Regions from separate parts of the Homo sapiens genome. Here regions 1, 3 and 4 are each linked to region 2. A link is a contact called in ENCODE Hi-C or POLR2A ChIA-PET data. All regions are on one chromosome and are shown on one strand. Each heading gives the region's core, a stretch centred on a gene start or an enhancer-like site at or near the end of the contact. The rest is flanking DNA. Distances are from core to core; before and after follow the strand shown. Region 1 has its middle 37 kb from the start of CAP1. Region 2 overlaps RLF (RLF zinc finger). Region 3 overlaps CAP1 (cyclase associated actin cytoskeleton regulatory protein 1). Region 4 overlaps SMAP2 (small ArfGAP2).

What was found. A loop is a pair of places that touch in the nucleus more often than their neighbours do. ChIA-PET counts read pairs that join two places held with the same protein, here RNA polymerase II (POLR2A). Pooled maps may share reads with other maps.
Region 1: a loop to region 2 is called in a pooled map, with 4 times the contacts of the local background. The contact joins two enhancer-like sites. A Hi-C loop is called at or near these places in 2 of 37 single-sample maps with no recorded cell type and 2 of 50 pooled maps. POLR2A ChIA-PET finds 5 or more read pairs at or near these places in 1 of 52 experiments (activated CD8-positive, alpha-beta memory T cell).
Region 3: a loop to region 2 is called in a pooled map, with 2.9 times the contacts of the local background. The contact joins two enhancer-like sites. A Hi-C loop is called at or near these places in 1 of 168 maps with a recorded cell type or tissue (PC-3) and 2 of 50 pooled maps. POLR2A ChIA-PET finds 5 or more read pairs at or near these places in 9 of 52 experiments (AG04449, GM12878, HepG2 and 6 more).
Region 4: a pooled map shows a loop between it and region 2 (5-fold over the local background). The contact joins two enhancer-like sites. A Hi-C loop is called at or near these places in 1 of 168 maps with a recorded cell type or tissue (naive thymus-derived CD4-positive, alpha-beta T cell), 6 of 37 single-sample maps with no recorded cell type and 6 of 50 pooled maps. POLR2A ChIA-PET finds 5 or more read pairs at or near these places in 9 of 52 experiments (GM12878, HepG2, OCI-LY7 and 5 more).

What each region holds. Positions count from the first base shown.
Region 1 is chr1:40,001,836-40,004,909 of GRCh38, forward strand. No RefSeq gene overlaps it. Among named protein-coding and RNA genes, the nearest start is that of CAP1, 37 kb to the right of the region's middle. Within about 2 kb of position 1,481, at least 2 of the 41 ENCODE cell types and tissues checked have a DNase peak (open chromatin) inside an H3K27ac peak, as active enhancers do.
Region 2 is chr1:40,231,258-40,234,027 of GRCh38, forward strand. RLF (RLF zinc finger) reads left to right here. Exons shown (of 8, transcript NM_012421.4): 7 at 260-401. Among named protein-coding and RNA genes, the nearest start is that of TMCO2, 15 kb to the right of the region's middle. Within about 2 kb of position 1,319, at least 2 of the 41 ENCODE cell types and tissues checked have a DNase peak (open chromatin) inside an H3K27ac peak, as active enhancers do; they include OCI-LY7, where a contact is called at or near this core.
Region 3 is chr1:40,063,558-40,066,257 of GRCh38, forward strand. It overlaps CAP1 (cyclase associated actin cytoskeleton regulatory protein 1), which reads left to right. Exons shown (of 13, transcript NM_006367.4): 5 at 670-813; 6 at 917-1,002; 7 at 2,658-2,700. Among named protein-coding and RNA genes, the nearest start is that of CAP1, 24 kb to the left of the region's middle. Within about 2 kb of position 1,379, at least 5 of the 41 ENCODE cell types and tissues checked have a DNase peak (open chromatin) inside an H3K27ac peak, as active enhancers do; they include OCI-LY7, where a contact is called at or near this core.
Region 4 is chr1:40,398,991-40,401,741 of GRCh38, forward strand. The region is part of intron 1 of SMAP2 (small ArfGAP2); the gene reads left to right. Among named protein-coding and RNA genes, the nearest start is that of SMAP2, 27 kb to the left of the region's middle. Within about 2 kb of position 1,466, at least 3 of the 41 ENCODE cell types and tissues checked have a DNase peak (open chromatin) inside an H3K27ac peak, as active enhancers do.

The DNA of each region.
Region 1 (3,074 bases), core at 231-2,730, 230 kb before region 2:
TCCGGGTTATTATGACTATTTTCTCAGCATTATGCTGATTGTTCAGAGGTTGTTTGTACTGTATTATGAAGTGTGGAAAAGAGCCAAGATGATTAGGCCAACCTCTGTTATTTATAAGTTCCCTTGGCAGTAAGATCTCCCTCCTTTTTTTAAAAAAAAAAATTAATTTGCTAGGGATGGAATATCACACCATTTTTAATGAGATGGCCCCTGGCTTGCTATAGTATAGCCAGGGATGACACAGAAGCTATGTTTTCCAGCTATCTTTTTTTTTTTTTGAGATGGAGTCTCGCTCTGTCACCCAGGCTAGATTGCAGTGGCTGATTTTGGCTCACTGCAACCTCGGCCTCCAGGGTTTAAGCAATTCTTCTGTCTCAGCCTCCTGAGTAGCTGGGATTACAGGCGCTGGCCATCACACCCAACTAAATTTCATATTTTTAGTAGAGACAAGGTTTTGCCATGTTGGCCAGGCTGGAAGCTGTCTTTTAAATTGACCTGTGACTATATATCTGATGTGATCTGATTTGTATTTTGAAAAGTTCCCCTAGCTGTTGTGTGGAGAGCTGATAGTGGGGACAAGAGTAAAAGCAGGCAAATGAGTTAAGGGGGTATTGCAGTGGTGTAGGCAGGAGATGATGTGGGTTTAGCGTTGGTAGGTGGGACTTCTGATAAGTGGTTGGATCCTGGATATCTTTTGAAGGGAGAGACAACAGGACTGCTAAAGAATTGAACGTGAGGTGGGTGGGGTGGGGGTTGAGAGATGGGAGGAAAAGAGGATTGAAGGTTGCTTCCTAGAGTTTGGCCTGACCTAGTAGATGAAATTACAGAAAAAAGGAAGATGGCTGGGCGCAGTGGCTCATGCCTGTGATCCCAGCCCTTTGGGAGGCCGAGACGGGAGGATCACTTGAGGTCAGGAGTTCGAGACCAGCCTGGCTAACATGGTAAAACCCCATCTCTACTAAAAATACAAAAAATTAGCTGAGTGTGGTGGCACACGGCTGTAATCCTAGCTACTCGGGAGGCTGAGGTAGGAGAATCGCTTGAACCCAGGAGGTGGAGGTTGCAGTGAGCCAAGATTGTGCCATTTCACTCTAGCCTGGGCGACAAGAGCAAAACTCCATCTCAAAAAAAAAAAAAAAAAAGAGAAAGAATAAAGAAAAATGGAAGATGAGGGTAAACACATGTTTGAAAAAGACAATTGAGAATTCTTTTTTTTTAAAGTGAAATAGTTTACTAAATTGATTGAGTCTAATTCAAGAATTCTTTTTTGATCATGAAATTGACCAGGTCTATGACTCCACAGTCTAAGGGATACCTATTCTAAACAATGTAAATTTTCAAGTCAATCACTAAAATAGTCATCAATTAAATACTAAGCTCTATAAATGCCAATGCAAATGATATATTCACAGAAATAAATTTTATTTCTATTACCCTGACATAGAGAAAGCCATGTCGAGTCAGTGTTATAACTAGGTCAGCATAACCAAATTCCACTTCCTCTGGAGACTTTCAAGGCTTAAAAATAACATATAAGAAGAAGTAAAACTCAAATAACCACTGTATTTGTGGGCCAAGCAATAATATGTAAAATGCAACTCTTGAGGTTTCATTATCAACAGTAGACAATTCTGAATGATAATCTTAAATGGGCAAGTCTGATATATCTTCATTAATCAATTAATTTCTTTATTTTTGTAACTATCTCATATGCAAGCAAAAAATGCACTCAACTCCTTCCAAAAGGAGACAATTCATGTCCGGTTATGGCATTCATCCCTTCCCTGGTTACATTCATTCATTCAACACACATGTAATGAATGCCTACTATGTACCAGCCACAGTGCTAGTTTATGGGAACACAATTATGAGCAAGACAATCTATGAAGCTCGTAGTCTAGTTGGAGAGACAGAAAAGTAAACACACAGAACATTCAATTCAACATCTGCTGACTATATAATCTGAAGATGTTCTTGTAATAAATATTTAGAAATGCTGGCCAGACTGGGCACAGTGGCTCACGTCTGTAATCCCAACACCTGGGGAGGCCAAGGCGGGTGGATCGCCTGAGGTCACGAGTTTGAGACCAGCCTGGCCAATATGGCGAAACCCCTTCTCTACTAAAAATACAAAAATTAGCCGGATGTGGTGGCAGGTGCCTGTAATCTCAGCTACTTGGGAGGCTGAGGCAGGAGAGTTGGTTGAACCTGGGAGGTGGAGGTTGTGGTGAGCTGAGATGGCGCCACTGCACTCCAGCCTGGGCTACAAGAGTGAGACTCCACCTCAAAAAAAAAAAAAAAAAAAAAAAAAAGAAAGAAAGAAAGAAAAAGAAATGCTGGCCAAAATTTAAAGAAATGTAGAATGAAGTTGGAAGAAAAAAAACATCTCCAGGGTCCAGAGTGAAGAAAGAGCTGAAACCAGACAGATAAATAGTTTACTAAAGTGATAGAAACTGATCAACTTAGAGCAGAAGATGTAGCTATGCTGGGGAAGGGCTATAATTCCAACAATCTAAAATATTCTAGGATATACCTAATATGGGAGGGGACTACACAAAGGCATGGATCAAGAGGTGAGAGTCATTTGGTGCTACCTTGAAGGCTGAGTTCCACAACCTACCTGGCAAAGCGCTAAACCAACTGATGTGCTGGCCAATCAATGGCAAGACAATGTGATTGGGTGGGGGATGAGAGAAGTCATAAGTACCATGATCAGTTCCATGAATGAGGACTGTAGCTTCTACCAGTATTCCTTCCTTGCTGTGTCATGGATATTTTTTCTCCTTTATTGAGGTATAACTTACTTATAGTAATATGCAGAAAGTCAGATATATTTTTAAAGTAATTTTCTTTCTCTTTTCTCTTAGAATCGTGTGGTATGGGTTGATGATGGTTAAATTTGTAATTTAGTACACAAATTGTAAACTATAGAGAGGGGTCATGATGGAACTAGGAAAGAAATAAATGAACATGGGTTGTCTCCTTTTAGAAGGAGTTGAGTGTATCTTTTGTTTGCATCTGAGATAATTATGTTAGGCAGAGGCATTTAAAAAATTGTATATGGCATTTTAAAA
Region 2 (2,770 bases), core at 69-2,568:
AAATGCCACTGTTAAGGAGGTAGTGTTTTGTTTTTATTTTTCCCCCTAAACACAAGAGAGAAGTCAGGGAATTGTTACGGAGGATTCTTAACAATTTTATCAGTTTGGGAGAAAGCAGTGGTGAATATAGACAGCTTTTAATCTAGTTTTTGTTTTCTCTACTGTCAGCTTTCTACAGATCAAAAAATTGGGTTGCCGGGGGCAGGGCAGCAAATACCAGTTACTTTAAATGTTTTACCATGATCTTCTTTTTTTATAGGGAACTGACTCTTTTTTGGAGTAAACTGCAAAGAAGAATTGACCCTTCTTTAGATACTTTTTTGGAGCGCTGTCGTCAGTTTGGTGTCATAGCTAAAACGCAGCAGCATTTATTTTGCCTCATTAGAGTTATACAAACTGAAGTGAGTACTTTATGCCTTCTCTGCTAACTGTAGCTGGAGGAAAGAAATGAGTGGGAAGATAACTTCTCAGGAAATTCCCTTTAAAGGAAGATAAGAAATAATGAGTTTTAATAAGATTAATGGAATTGACCACATCTGACTGTTTCTCCAGATTGACTTCCTATAATTAATCAGAAACAAATTGATGGTCAAACAAGTTAGGTGATATTTATTTCTAATTACTGTGAATGAAGTTGTGTCTCCTGTCACGTTAAGAACATTTTAAGAGGCCAGGCACGGTGGCTCAAGCCTGTAATCCCAGCACTTTGGGAGGCCAAGGCGGGTGGATTACTTGAGCTCAGGAGTTCGAGACCAGCCTGGCCAACCTGGTGAAACCCCGTCTCTACTAAAAATACAAAAATTAGCCGGGCATGGTGGCGGGCGCCTGTAATCCCAGCTACTTTGGAGGCTGAGGCAGGAGAATCGCTTGAACAGGGAAGGCGGAGGTTGTGGTGAGCCAAGATTGCACTGCTGCACTCCAGCCTAGGTGACAGAGTGAGACTTGGTCTTTTTTTTTTTAAAAAAAAAAAAAAGAACATTTCAAGGTAACTATAGAACTTGCCTGTTTAAACAATTACTTTATAATTGGCCATTAGAACATTTTGTTTTGTTTAAATCTTTAATAAAGGTACTAATTTTCTATTGTTGAATAACATCACAAAAATTAATACTTAAAACAATGTCCGTTTTTATCAGTTCAGTTTTGTAAATCAGAAATCCAGCACAATGTGGCAGGATTCTCTTCTAAGATTATCATATTGGCTAAAATGTAGTTTGCCAGGCTAAGTTCTATCAGAGGCTCTGTGGAAAATCCACTTCAAAGCTTATTCTTATCGACAGGTTTCAGTTCCTGTGGTTGTAGGACTAAGGTTTCTGTTTTCTGGCTGGCTGCCAATCAGGGTCTGTTCTCAGGTGCTAGAAGCTACACTCAGTCTTTACCTCTGTTTTCAAGCAGCAAGGGTGCAACAAGTTGGTGCTTGAAACCTGACATCCTCCATCTCTGACTTTAGTTTTCAGTTTTTGGTTGAGACAGGTCTCGCTCTGTCACCCAGGCTGTAGTGCAGTGGTGCGATCATAGCTCATTACAGCTTCAAACTCCTTGGCTCAAGCAATCCTCCCGTCTCAGCCTCCAGAGTAGCTGAGATTGCAGGCGTGTGCCACTATACCTGGCTTTTTCTTTTTTGGCGGGGAGCAGTGGTAGATACAGGGTCTTGCTTTGTTGCCCAGACTGGTTCTGAACTCCTGGCCTCAAGCAATTCTCCCACCTCAGCCTTCCAAAGTGCTGGGATTATAGGTGTAAGCTGCCCCACCTGCTTGAACTTGGGAGGCAGAGGTGGCAGTGAGCCGAGATCACACCATTGCACTCCAGCCTGGGCGACAGAGTGAGACTCTGTCTCAAAAAAAAAAAAAAAAGCAAAGATTGAATGACTTGGCTATATCCTATGTGCGCTTGCAACAGTATGCCAAGTCACTCTTGATCCCTCACCTTCCTAGTTTAAGACCCACCAATTTCTTCAAAATTCAGCTCCACATTGCATATCCTGATTCACATTTATTCACTACTCCTTTCAGTAACTTTTTGGCATATCTGTTCAGAATATATAATAGTATTTCTGGTTACTTTTCTTTGAAAAATGTTGTTAGTGATTTTTCAAATGTTACCATCCCAGCCAGATTAGGCTGTTTAAGAAAGAATGGCCATTCTTTGCTGTCCACCTCACAGTCTTCCAAAAGGAGTTAGTAACTTGTTGAGAAACTGAATTATTTTAAAATTTAGCTGACTTTCCCCAAGTCCTCTCTGCTCTTACTTACAAATGATAAACTTCTATCACATCATCCTAATAAGTCAAGAGACCCATGGTCTAGTCCTGTGGAGCCACTAAAGCAACATGGCCTGTTTTACTTGGACTACATTCCAAATGAGAGGGAGAAACTTCTATATTCTTTAGGCCACTACTGTTGTGGGAAGTCTGCCACTCACAACAGAACCAGATCCTAGCTGATACAGGCTAGGTAATGCCTCTCTTTCAAAAAAGCTAGAGTCTCAGCTCGTCTGAAAGGTAGGGAGTTATCTCAATTGATTGTTCACAGTCAGTTACAGACTGAACTCTGTTCTACTCTTTCCCCCTTCTCACTATTACACTTGACTAGTTTTAAAGAAAAAAAAGTTGGAGTCTCAGTTTGCAAGGGATTCTACACTCACTCACTCCCTTTTCACCTACCAGTCCACATCTCTTCTACTCTTCAGGCCAAATATCTTCTTTTTTTTGAGACGGAGTCTCACTCTGTTGCCCAGGCTGGCATGCAGTGGCGTGATCTCAGCTCACTGC
Region 3 (2,700 bases), core at 129-2,628, 170 kb before region 2:
CCTGCCTTGGCCTCCCAAAGTGCTGGGATTACAGGCGTGGGTCACCATGCCCAGACTAAGCCCCCTAATTGCATTTGATTCATCAGTTCTTTACAGCAGCTACTATATGGCTGGCAATGCATTGGGGGCTTTCATGATGATAAAAGAGCTCGTCTTTGAAGAATTAATGAGAAAGTAAAACATATTCACATGGGTCCATTAATAGTTTGTATTGGTGAGTGATAAAATGCCAAGATTGGTTATGCTGACAACAAATGCTGTAGGAGGCTGGTGTGGCTGGGTTGGAGGGCCCTCATGAAGCATGAGGAAAATTTGGATTCATGGGAAAAAAAGAGAACATCATGAGTAAGGCACAGGAATGATGTCCTGAGTGTATGTCCTCTGAGTGGAACAAAAAAGAGACAGGTGGCTGAAATGGAGGTTCTGTGGTATAGCTGAAGTATGGGTCCTGATCATGAAGAACCATCAGGTGCAGCCTGAGGAGTTGGAACTCTACGAGGAGAGTGAGATGATGAGCAGTATTTTAGCCTTAGGAATCAGGACAGGACTCATGCAGTTTATTTGGGTGCTCACTAGAGTCCATAGAGAATTCTTGCCTTCAGGATCAGAAGGCATAGACACCTTTGTGGAAAGATGTTAACCTGAATCTTTTCTTGTATCTTTTCCTAGAATAAGCTTTCCGATTTGTTGGCACCCATCTCAGAGCAGATCAAAGAAGTGATAACCTTTCGGGAGAAGAACCGAGGCAGCAAGTTGTTTAATCACCTGTCAGCTGTCAGCGAAAGTATCCAGGCCCTGGGCTGGGTGGCTATGGTGAGCAGCGCAGATTCCAGGGCTGGGGGTGGGTATAGATTTTAAGAGGGAAGGCAATATAGTTGGAGAGGTCCTGAGTCACTGACAGCTTGTCTCTCTCTAGGCTCCCAAGCCTGGCCCTTATGTGAAAGAAATGAATGATGCCGCCATGTTTTATACAAACCGAGTCCTCAAAGAGTACAAAGATGTGTAAGTTCAGCCTTTTCTCTCTTTTTTTCTTTTCTGAGACAGTGTCTTGCGTTGTCACCCAGGCTGAAGTACAGTGGCACAATCACAGCTCATTGCAGCCTCAACCTCCCAGCTCAAACAATCCTCCCACCTCAGTCCTCCAAGTAGCTGGGACTTCAGGCACGCTCCACCATGCCTGGCTAATTTTCTAATTTTTTCGTAGAGATGAGGTCTCACTGTTTCCCAGGCTGGTCTCTAATGATTCTCCTGCCTTGGTCTCCCCAAAGTGCTGGGATTACAGGTGTGAGCCACTGTGCCCAGCCAAGTTCAGCTTTTTCTCAAGGGGTAAAGGATAAACCCATTTGGTTACTTGCTGGAGTAGCACTTTGGAGTTACTGAGGGCTGCCCTTAGCCACTGTGCTGGTTTTATCTCAGGGCTGCTTTCTGGAGAGCTTTACAGATATTGTCTCACAGCTGCATTTGCAAGCAGGAAATACTTCTGCTTCCACTTCTGCTTTCTCTCCTTTTTTGGTAGAGGCCCTTTTAGTCTTCTGATCCTTACCCTTCTGGGTTTAGGAAGTTTTGCTGGCAGTAACATGGACTAATGCCCTTTATATAAGATTTTGTTCCTTTGTTGAGAATTTGTTACTGGCCCAATGGCAAAGGGTTCAATAGGACTTAATAGAAATTTTTCATGAAGTCAGTTAAAGTGAGAGTAAGGCTGCCTAGCCAATGCAGGTATTACGTAGGGCAGTCATTGCATGTCTAACCACATACGTCTACCAGTTCTGACTTCTCCATTGCTGGTTTTGAGCTGGAATGATTGCAGGCAAAATTTATTAAGTTGCATATCTACACAAGCCTTTCCTTTCTTCCATCCTTCATCAATCAACAAACATTTATTAACTACTCTTTTTAAGGAAAACTACACCTTCCTGTGAGTGAAATGTGTCCCAGAACAACAGGCACTTCCTTATCCTTCTAGCAACATGGAATTAAGCATGACAGTGTTTTGATATATCCCACCATTATCCCATCACTTTACAGTTGAGGAAACTAGGTCTTAGGCTAAATAACCTTCCCAGTTAATACATAAGAAGAGAGGGGACTTGAACCGTAGGCACAATGCTATTTCTATAATTTAAGGCTGATTGTTTCCCCCTAAGGGAAAGTTTTTAAGTTTGCTTTTGGTCAGGGTGGGCATATTTTGACATAAGGCATTGTCTCATAAGGCAGTTAAGTTTCTTAGTCTTTAGAGTTCCACAGTGATACTTAAGAGCTCTCCTCTCTACCATGGTTTTATGCACAGAATGTCTGCTTTTATCAGTTTTACATATTAGATTGTGTTTAAGGTCTACTTTGAAAAAAGTTTCAATAAGCAGCAAGTGGTCAAAAGAAAAAAAAAAGTTTTGGTACTTAAAACAGTTTGAGAAACATTGCTATGAGAGATAGAGATAGAATCCAGAGTCTCTATCTTAGTGGAGTTTGGTCTGATTAGGGTAATAGACTAGGTTGTATATACATAGAAGCTGGTGATGATAGAAAAGCTGCCATTGAGCGGAGCCTAAGAAACACCACGGGTAGGAGAATGTGAGCCCATAGGAAAGAAGGGTTCTGGAGTCACCACTGTTATGTACCCGGATCACCTGTGACAAGTTCTTCTTTAATCCTCCCAGGGATAAGAAGCATGTAGACTGGGTCAAAGCTTATTTAAGTATA
Region 4 (2,751 bases), core at 216-2,715, 170 kb after region 2:
TAGAAAAAGTAAAGGGTGGCCAGGCACAGTGGCTCACTCCTGTAATCTCAGTGCTTTGGGAGGCCAAAGTAGGAAAATCACTTGAGGCCAGGAGTTCAAGACCAGCCTGAGCAACATAGTGAGACCCTGTCTCTTTTTTATTTCATTGATTTATTTTTATTTTTATTTTTTTCAGACAGAGCCTTGCTCTGTTGCCCAGGCTGGAGTGCAGTGGTGGGATCTCGGCCCACTGCAACCTCCGCCTCCTGGGCTCACGTGATTCTCCTGCCTTAGCCTCCCAAGTAGCTGGGACTACAGGCATGTGCCACTACGTGTGGCTATTTTTTTTTTTTTTTTTTTTTGTATTTTTAGTAGAGATGGGGTTTCACCATGTTGGCCAGGCTTGTCTCAAACTCCTGACCTCAGGTCATCTGTCCACCTCTGCCTCCCAAAGTGTTGGGATTACAGGCGTGAGCCACCGTGCCTGGCCCATTTCTTTTTTTTTTCTTTTCTTTCTTTCTCTTTTTTTTTTTTCCTGACTCTTAACACCACTCAATGACCCATCTTTACAAAAATAAAAAATTCAGCTGAGCGTGGTGGCTCATGCATCTAGTCCCAGCTACTTGGGAGACTGAGGTGGGAGGATTGCCTGAGCCTGACAGCCCAAGGCTGCTGTGAGCTATGATCGCACCACTGCACTCCAGCCTGGGTGAGAGAGTAAGACCCTGTCTCAAAAAAAAAAAAAGAAAAGAAAAGAAAGAGTGAAAAAAAGAGTAAAGGGTAAATGAAAGTTCATAACCTTTAAAAAAAAAGTCCTTATCTTTTAGAGATATATGCTGAAGTATATACAGATGAAATGGTATGATATTTAGGATTTGCTTCAGAATAATCCAGGTTGGAGTTGAGGGGCAGTGGGTGGGAGTATAGCTGAAACAAAATTGGCTAGGAGTTGATAATTGCTGAAGCTCATGGTTAATTATGCTCTGCTTTCGTTTGTTTGAAATTTTCTGTAAGGTAAAAACCAAAAGAAAGGGTAGAAGAGATGTTACAGTCGGGTTTAGACTGGGGAGCCAAGGAAAGACTCCTTTGAGGAAGAAACATTTCAGCTGAGACCCTTGTGATGTATAGGAGTTGGCCAGGCTGCAAGTGGCATTTGGCAGTTAGGGAAAGAGTTTTTTTAGGCAGCAGGAGCAGCATGTACAAAGTCCAGCAAGCCCTGAGGAAGGAACATGTTGGTCCCTTGAGGAAATGAAAGAAGGCTGCTACCATAGGAATTGAGAGGCTGCGGAAGGAGGCATGGGCTAGACCTTTAAGACCTTGGAAACTATGTTAAGGATTTTGTTATTTAATCCAATAGTAATAGAAGAATTTTAAGCAGCACAATGTGGCTTTGCTTCTTTAAGAGCTCAAGTTGGCTGTTTGGTGGAGAATGGTTTTGGTTTGGGCTCAAGGGAGAAGAGAATGTAAAAGTGGAGAGAGAGCTATTAGGAGGTTATTGCAGTGGTCCGAAAGAGTCTGGTGGCTTTAGATTACAGAAATAGTGATACAGATGGAGAGAAGAGATACTGATTTGACAGATATTTTTGTCTTGGTGATGTGGGGGCTGAAGGAGAGAGGTTTCATGATGCATAATTTTCTGACTGACGCAATGGAATGGATGGAGGTGTAGTTGACTAAGATGAAGAAAAAAGGAAGAGATTTTGTAGCAAGAGATTGAGAGCTTAGTTTGGAATATGCTATTCAGAAAATGTGCACCAATTTACATATTTACCTTTGTGTATGAGACTACATGGAAGGTTTATATTTAGAGGTGTGATCTGTACAGATTTGTGTTTTAGAAAGATTATTCTGGTGGTGGGATTCTGGAGACTAATTGCTTGTTAGTCTGTGAGCTTTTTGAATTGAGGAATCTCATCCTTATTTTCTCTGCCTTTGTATCCCCAGTACTTAGCAGGCAAATTGCTTGGCACATAGGTACACAATAAATAATGTTAAGAGAACCAATGCTGGTTGGGCGCGGTGGCTCACACCTGTAATCCCAGCACTCTGGGAGGCCGAGAAGGGCGGATCACTAGGTCAGGAGATCGAGACCATCCTGGCTACCAAGGTGAAACCCCGTCTCTACTAAAAATACAAAAACAAAATTAGCCGGGCGTGATCGCGGGCGCCTGTAGTCTCAGCTACTCGGGAGGCTGAGGCAGGAGAATGGCGTGAACTCGGGAGGCGGAACTTGCAGTGAGCCGAGATCGCGCCACTGCACTCCAGCCTGGGTGACAGAGCGAGATTCCGTCTCAAAACAAACAAACACACACAAAAAAGAACGAATGCTTATAGGTGAGACATGAGGTCTAGGTAGAAATGGATAGATTCTGGAAAAGTTTCCAAGATAGATTCCACAGGATTTGGATGGAAGATGGGAAAGTTCTCTCCCTTCGCGTAGCCTGCCCGTTGAACTTTTTGACAGGTCCGTTATGCCAGCAGGTCTAAATATAGGTAGCCATCAATTTATCAATGTTTTTTCCTCCTCAATATTTATTTGTTTGGAACTCCATAGATTAGAACTCAATGATATAATTATTATAATATTAGTAGTAGCTTGAAGTCCTCCATCACGCTAGTTCCCCTTTTCTGTCTGCTGAGTTGTCAATCCCAGAGCCCCTCTAATCCTGGCAGCTTTGGTGGTGGGGGAAGTTTCAGCAGCAAGAGGAATTTGCAGCAGTAGTTACTCCGTATGTAGAAGCTGTCCAGATGTTGAATATAAGTTGGATATTA